Linked DNA regions of Homo sapiens: region 2 is linked to region 1. The links are chromatin contacts, found by Hi-C or POLR2A ChIA-PET in ENCODE. All regions are on one chromosome and are shown on one strand. The core of a region is the stretch at or near the end of the contact, and the rest is flanking DNA. Distances in the headings are between cores, read along the strand shown. Region 1 has its middle 8.5 kb from the start of H2AZ2-DT. Region 2 overlaps CCM2 (CCM2 scaffold protein).

What was found. A loop is a pair of places that touch in the nucleus more often than their neighbours do. ChIA-PET counts read pairs that join two places held with the same protein, here RNA polymerase II (POLR2A). Pooled maps may share reads with other maps.
Region 2: a pooled map shows a loop between it and region 1 (2.1-fold over the local background). The contact joins two enhancer-like sites. A Hi-C loop is called at or near these places in 1 of 168 maps with a recorded cell type or tissue (naive thymus-derived CD4-positive, alpha-beta T cell) and 5 of 50 pooled maps. POLR2A ChIA-PET finds 5 or more read pairs at or near these places in 8 of 52 experiments (MCF 10A, OCI-LY7, WTC11 and 3 more).

Annotation. Positions count from the first base shown.
Region 1 is chr7:44,855,437-44,858,579 of GRCh38, forward strand. No RefSeq gene overlaps it. Among named protein-coding and RNA genes, the nearest start is that of H2AZ2-DT, 8.5 kb to the left of the region's middle. Within about 2 kb of position 1,700, at least 5 of the 41 ENCODE cell types and tissues checked have a DNase peak (open chromatin) inside an H3K27ac peak, as active enhancers do.
Region 2 is chr7:45,047,320-45,050,462 of GRCh38, forward strand. The region is part of intron 2 of CCM2 (CCM2 scaffold protein); the gene reads left to right. Among named protein-coding and RNA genes, the nearest start is that of NACAD, 40 kb to the right of the region's middle. Within about 2 kb of position 1,557, at least 2 of the 41 ENCODE cell types and tissues checked have a DNase peak (open chromatin) inside an H3K27ac peak, as active enhancers do.

The sequences.
Region 1 (3,143 bases), core at 450-2,949:
CTTTTAAAAACTTGTATGTTAAAAATGAAGAAACAAACACACATATTAGCCTTGGTCTATACAGGGTGAGGATCATCAATATCACTGTCTTCCAGCTCCACATCTTGTCACACTGGAATGTCTTCAAGGGCATTAACACATATGGAGCTGTCATGTCCTGTGATAACAATGCCTTCTTGTGGATCCCTCCTGAAGGACCTGCCTGAGACTGTTTTACAGTTCTTTTTTTATGAGTAGAAGGAGTACACTCTAAAATAATGATAAAGGGCCAGGCGTGGTGGCTCACGCCTGTAATCCCAGCACTTTGGGATGCCGAGGTGGGCGGATCACTTGGGGTCAGGAGCTTGAGACCAGCTTGGCCAACATAGTGAAACCCCGTCTCTACTAAAAATACAAAAATTAGCCGGGCGTGGTGGCAGATACCTGTAGTCCCAACTACTCGGGGGAGCTGAGACAGGAGAATCGCTTGAACCTGGGGCGGAGGTTGCAGTGAGCTGAGATCGAGCCACTGCACTCCAGCCTGGGCGACAGAGCGAGACTCTGTCTCAAAAAATAAAAAATAAAAATAAATAAAATATTGATAAAAAGTACCAGTAACTACTGGGCGCGGTGGCTTATGCCTGCAATCCCAGCACTTTGGGAGGCCGAGGCTGGCAGACACCTGAGGCCAGGAGTTCGAGACCAGCTGCCCAACATGGTGAAACACTGTCTCTCTAAAAATACAAAAATTAGCTGGCATGGTGGCACACGTCTATAATTCCAGCTACTCAAGAGGCTGAGGCAGGAGAATCGCTTGGACCTGGGAGGTGGAGGTTGCAGTGAGCCGAGATAACACTACTGCACTCTATCCTGGGCCACAGAGCAAGATTCTGTCTCAAAAAAAAAAAAAAGTATCAGTAACATAGTTTTTTATTATCATTAGCAATTATATATTGTACATAATTGCAAGTGCTATACTTTTATACAACTGGCAGCCAGTAGGTTTGTTTACACAAGCATCACCAGAAACGTGGGTAATGCCTGGCACTAAGAGGTTATAATGGCTAAGATGGTTATGATGTCACTAGGCAATAGGAATTTTTCAATTTCATTGTAATCCTATGGGGCCACAAATAAATGCCCTATGTGGCACATGACTGTATTATTATTATTACTATTATTTTGTAAAAATTCCTGGAAAGGTTTAGGGCAGATTGCAGTGGCAAGGCAGCTACTCACATGAGCCAGAACCTGCCCAATTTTTCTTTCTTTTTTTTTTTTTTTTGAGACGGAGTCTCGTTCTGTCACCCAGGCGGGAGTGCAGTGGCGCCATCTCGGTTCACTGCAAGCTCCGCCTTCCGGGTTCACGCCATTCTCCTGCCTCAGCCTCCGGAGTAGCTGGGACTACAGGTGCCCGCCACCACACCCGGCGACTTTTTTTTTTTGTATTTTTAGTAGAGACAGGGTTTCACCGTGTTAGCCAGGATGGTCTCGATCTCCTGACCTTGTGATCCGCCCGCCTCAGCCTACCAAAGTGCTGGGATTACAAGCGTGAGCCAGTGAGCCTGGCCCAAGCCTGGCCAGTTCTAAATGAGGTCAATCAGGATGCACCCACCCTTCTATACTCAGCTGTGATGCCTGGGACTCTGCAAAACACACTTCTGCTTTGCCTTTGCTTCCCTGCTAGGCTTTGCCAATAGGGGGAACTAGAGGGAAATGGAAAGACTGAAGGCGCCCTCCAGTCCGCTTTCTGTTTCTCTGAGTGTCACTTATTCAGGACTTCACTCTGGCTGGAGCAGTTCGTTAGGTAGCAGCAGCTGACTCAGTTTTTCCAACTCTTGAAAAGCCAGCCTAATTGTCTCTAACCCCCTCACCAGCACCAGCCGGCTCCTTCCTCAGAGGTTTGAGTTGCAGCTCTAGAGGTCCCTTTCTCTAGGTTTCTAAGATTTTCCCTTTGATTTTTTCAAGGTAGCTGCTAGTTGCTACCTCCATGACACCTTAGAGTTCTCTTTTTACCCTTTAGTAGTTAACTATAGATATATGATCATATATGTAGTTATATATAGTATATATAGTTATATATATATATATATATATATATATATATATTTTTTTTTTTTTTTTTTTTTTTTTTTGAGACAGAGTCTCACCCTGTCACCAAGGCTGGAGTGTAATGGCGAGATCTCGGCTGACTGCAACCTCTGCTTCCTGGGTTCAAATGATTCTTCTGCCTCAGCCTCCCCAGTGGCTGGGATTACAGGCGCCCACCACCACGCCCAGCTAATTTTTGTATTTGTGGTAGAGACGGGGTTTCACCATGTTGGCCAGGCTGGTCTCGAACTGCTGACCTCATGATCCACCCGCCTTGGCTTCCCAAAGTGCTGGGATTACAGGTGTGAGCCACCGCGCCTGGCCCTAGTAGTTAACAATATTATACCCAGTTAATGATATCTTATATTGTCTCTGTTCAGATAAGTGATGGGCTGGGCACAGTGGCTCATGTGTGTAATTCCAGCACTTAGGGAGGCGGAGTTGGTGGTAGGAGGATCCCTTGAGCCCAGGAGTTTGAGACCAGCCTGAGCGACAGAGTGAGACCCTGTATCAAAACAAAAAAACATTGTATTTTCTGGAACCTGAATGAATGTTGACTGATACAGCATATGATTTTGTTTTGTTTTGTTTTTAAACTTTCTCTTATCAAAAACTTTAAGCTCATATGAAAGTAAAACAAATAGTGCAGTGAACCTGGCATCACTCAGCTACAATAATATCTCATGGCCTCTTTTACTTTATTTTATATTCTCATTTATTTTGCCCCATTTTCAACTGGGTATGTTGAAGTAAATTTAAAGTAAATTGGCAACAAATGTTTTTACAAGAAAATTGTTTCTTTAAAAAAAACTTGGGTCACTAGAATTTGTACAATGTGCATGCATTACCTATTTTATCCACTAGCAATGCACAAATGGAAAATGAAACTTTTTTTTTCTCTTGCAGAAATGTAACTTGTATATATTTTTTTCCTTTTTTTTTTTGAGCCAGAGTCTCACTGTGTCGCCCAGGCTGGAGTACAGTGGCAGGATCTTAGTTCACTGCAACCCCTGCCTCCCATGTTCAAGCGATTCTCCTGCCTCAGCCTCCTGAGTAACTGGAACTACAGGTAC
Region 2 (3,143 bases), core at 307-2,806, 190 kb after region 1:
CTTTGGTGGATAAATGGTTAAACAAAATGAGGTCCATCCATGCCACAGAAGACTATTCAATAATACAAAGGGCTGGGCATGGTGGCACCTGCCTGTAGTCCCACCTACTGGGGAGGCTGAGGCTGGAGGATTGCTTGAGCCCAGGAAGTCCAGGCTGCAGTGAGCCATGATCATGCCACTGTGCTCCATCCTGGATGACAGTGAGACCCTGTCTTAAAGCAACAACAAAGGAACAAACTACACAGCAACCTGGATGGGCCTCCAGAGAATTATGTTGAGTGAAAAAAGCCGTTCCTAAAGGTTTCACACTGTATGTTCCTTTCTGTAACATCTTTGAAATGACACAGTTGCTGAGGTGGAGAACAGATTAGGGTTTGCTAGGGGTGGAGAGAAGTAGGTGTGCCTATAAAGGGCAACAGGAGGGGTCCTCACAGTGATGGGTGCTCTGGCTGTGTTTACATCCATGTCCTGGTGTGATGTGCTGTAGTTCTGCAAGATGTCACTGCTGGGGGCAATAGGGTAAAGGGAGCGATGGATCTCCCTGTATCATTTCTTATAATAAGAGAATTTACAATTACCTTAAAATAAAAGTTTAATTATAAAGAAATTGCAATTTGACTACTACTTGGCATGTCAGTGAGAGAATGTAGATAATAAAATGATGTAAAAACTAAGTAATGATTAAGAAAAATTATCTAAGTTGTAAGAAAAGAGAGGGAAAGTGGGAATGGTGATACAATTGGAAGTCAATATCTTAAATTGATAAGCAATAGGAATATAAGCCCATTATTTAGAAAAATGGCTCTAGATCCTAGAAGAATCAGAAGACTTCAGTGTGGCTGCCTCTTGGAAGTGGTTTGTGGATGGGGTTGTCCCAGTTAGTAAAGGAGATTGTTGTTGTTTTGTTTTACAATTTTTTGAACTTTATTTGCCTTTTTAAACTGTATACATTTCATAAAATAAAAACAATCACAATAATAAAATCCACCAGTGATAGGAGACATTTAATCCCACATACTCCAGTGTGGTGTTTATGGGAAGTATTTTGTTTTTAGAATGAACATTAATGAACAAGTTGAGAGGGATTTAATAGTAGCTTCTGTTTTGGAATGCTTACTGTGTGCAGCAACACTATTTAACATTTTAAATATATTTTTCTCATTTAATCTTCACAAAACCTTCATAAAGTAGAAACATTCCTCTGGGAGGCCGAGGCAGGCGGATCACGAGGTCAAGAGATCTAGACTATCCTGGCCAACATGGTGAAACCCCATCTCTACTAAAAATACAAAGATTAGCTGGATGTGGTGGTGTGCACCTGTAGTCCCAGGTGCTTGGGAGGCTGAGGCAGGAGATTCGCTTGAACCCAGGAGGTGAAGGTTGCAGTGAGCCGAGATTGTGCCACTGCACTCCAGGCTGGTGACAGAGCAAGACTGTCTAAAAAAAAAAAAAAATTCTTTCTGTAGTTTCCATCACAAGCTGACATTTTCCCCAGTAGGATTTGGTGCAGTGCAAGGCTCACGTGGGCTCACCTAGTGACTATGAATGGACTCATAGCAGGCTTGCTGTGTGGTTTTAATAATGGGACAGGGTAATTAATCACATTTGTGATAACAAACCCAAGAAGCTCTTCTCAGATTTGTTATTATTTTTTGAGACAGGGTCTCACTCTGTCACCCAGGCTGGAATGTAGTGACACAGTCATGACTCACTGCAGCTTCAACTTCCCTGGGCTCAGGTGATCCTCTCACCTCAGCTTCCTGAGTAGCTGGGACCACATGTTGCACCATCACACCTGGCTAATTTTTGTATTTTTTTGTGGTGATGGGGTCTTGCCATGTTGCCCAGGCTGGTCTCGAACTCCTGTGCTCAAGCGATCCTCCTGCCTCGGCTTCTCAAAGTGATAGATTACAAGTGTGAGCCACCATGTCCGGCCTATTATTTATTTTTATCTAATTGAATATGTAATTTATGTACATGGTTCAAAATTCAAATGATAACAGAGATTCTTGGTGAAAAGAAATCATGTGCACCCTCCGTGGGAGGAATTGCTGACACCAGCTTCTTGTGTCTTTACAGTCTGTCCATATATGAGCTTACACATGCATTTGTTTCCCAAATGATTACACGGTATACACTGTTTGCACCTTGCTTTTTACACTGAACAGTGTATCTTGATTTATCGCCGAGTGTTCACATTAGCACACATAAAACTGCCTCGTCCATTTTAATGGTTGCATGATATTCCATTAGATAGCTGTGTCATATTCTATTTAACCAGTGATTTATTAATACATATTTAATTTATTTTCAACTGTTATGTATGTTTTACTGTACCTATAGGATAAATTACAAAAGTGGAGTTTCTAGATCTAAGGCTAGGTTACTTTTTAATTTGACAGACATTTCCAAATTGCTCTTCATAAAGGGTTGAAGTCAGTGCATACGTGAGGACTCTGTGAGTGTGCAGGCGGCCCTGTACCTCTGCAGGTTCTTCACCTGAGTCAAGCAACTGTGGGTTGAAAGTATTCAAAAAAAGAACAATAAAAAAACCACTACAACAATAAAAAATAATACAAATTTAAAAAATACAGTGTAACAACTATTTACATAACATTTACATTGTATTAGGTATAAGTAATCTAGAGATAATTTGAAGTACAGTCTTGGCCATATAACAACATATTGGTCAACGACAGACCACACATATGACAATGGTCCCATGAGATTATAAGGGAGCTAAAAAATTTCCATTGCCTAGTGACATAGCTGTCTTAACATTGTAGCACAACGCATCACCTTTTCTGTGTTTGAATGTATTTAGAGTCACAAATACTTACTATTGTGTTACAGTTGCCTGCCTGCAGTATTCATACATTAACATGCTGTACAGGTTGTAGCCTGGGAGCAATACCATATAGCCTAGGTGTGTAGTGGGCTATAATGTACCATCTGAGTTTGTGTAATTACACTCTGTGATGTTCACTCAATGATGAAATTGCCTAATGACATATTTCTCAGAATGTATCTCTGTTGTCGAGTGATGCATGACTGTTACACAGGAGGAGTGTAGGTTATGTGCAACTAATACTGCCATATTGTATGAGGAACTTGAACATCTGCAGATTTTGGTATCCCAAGAG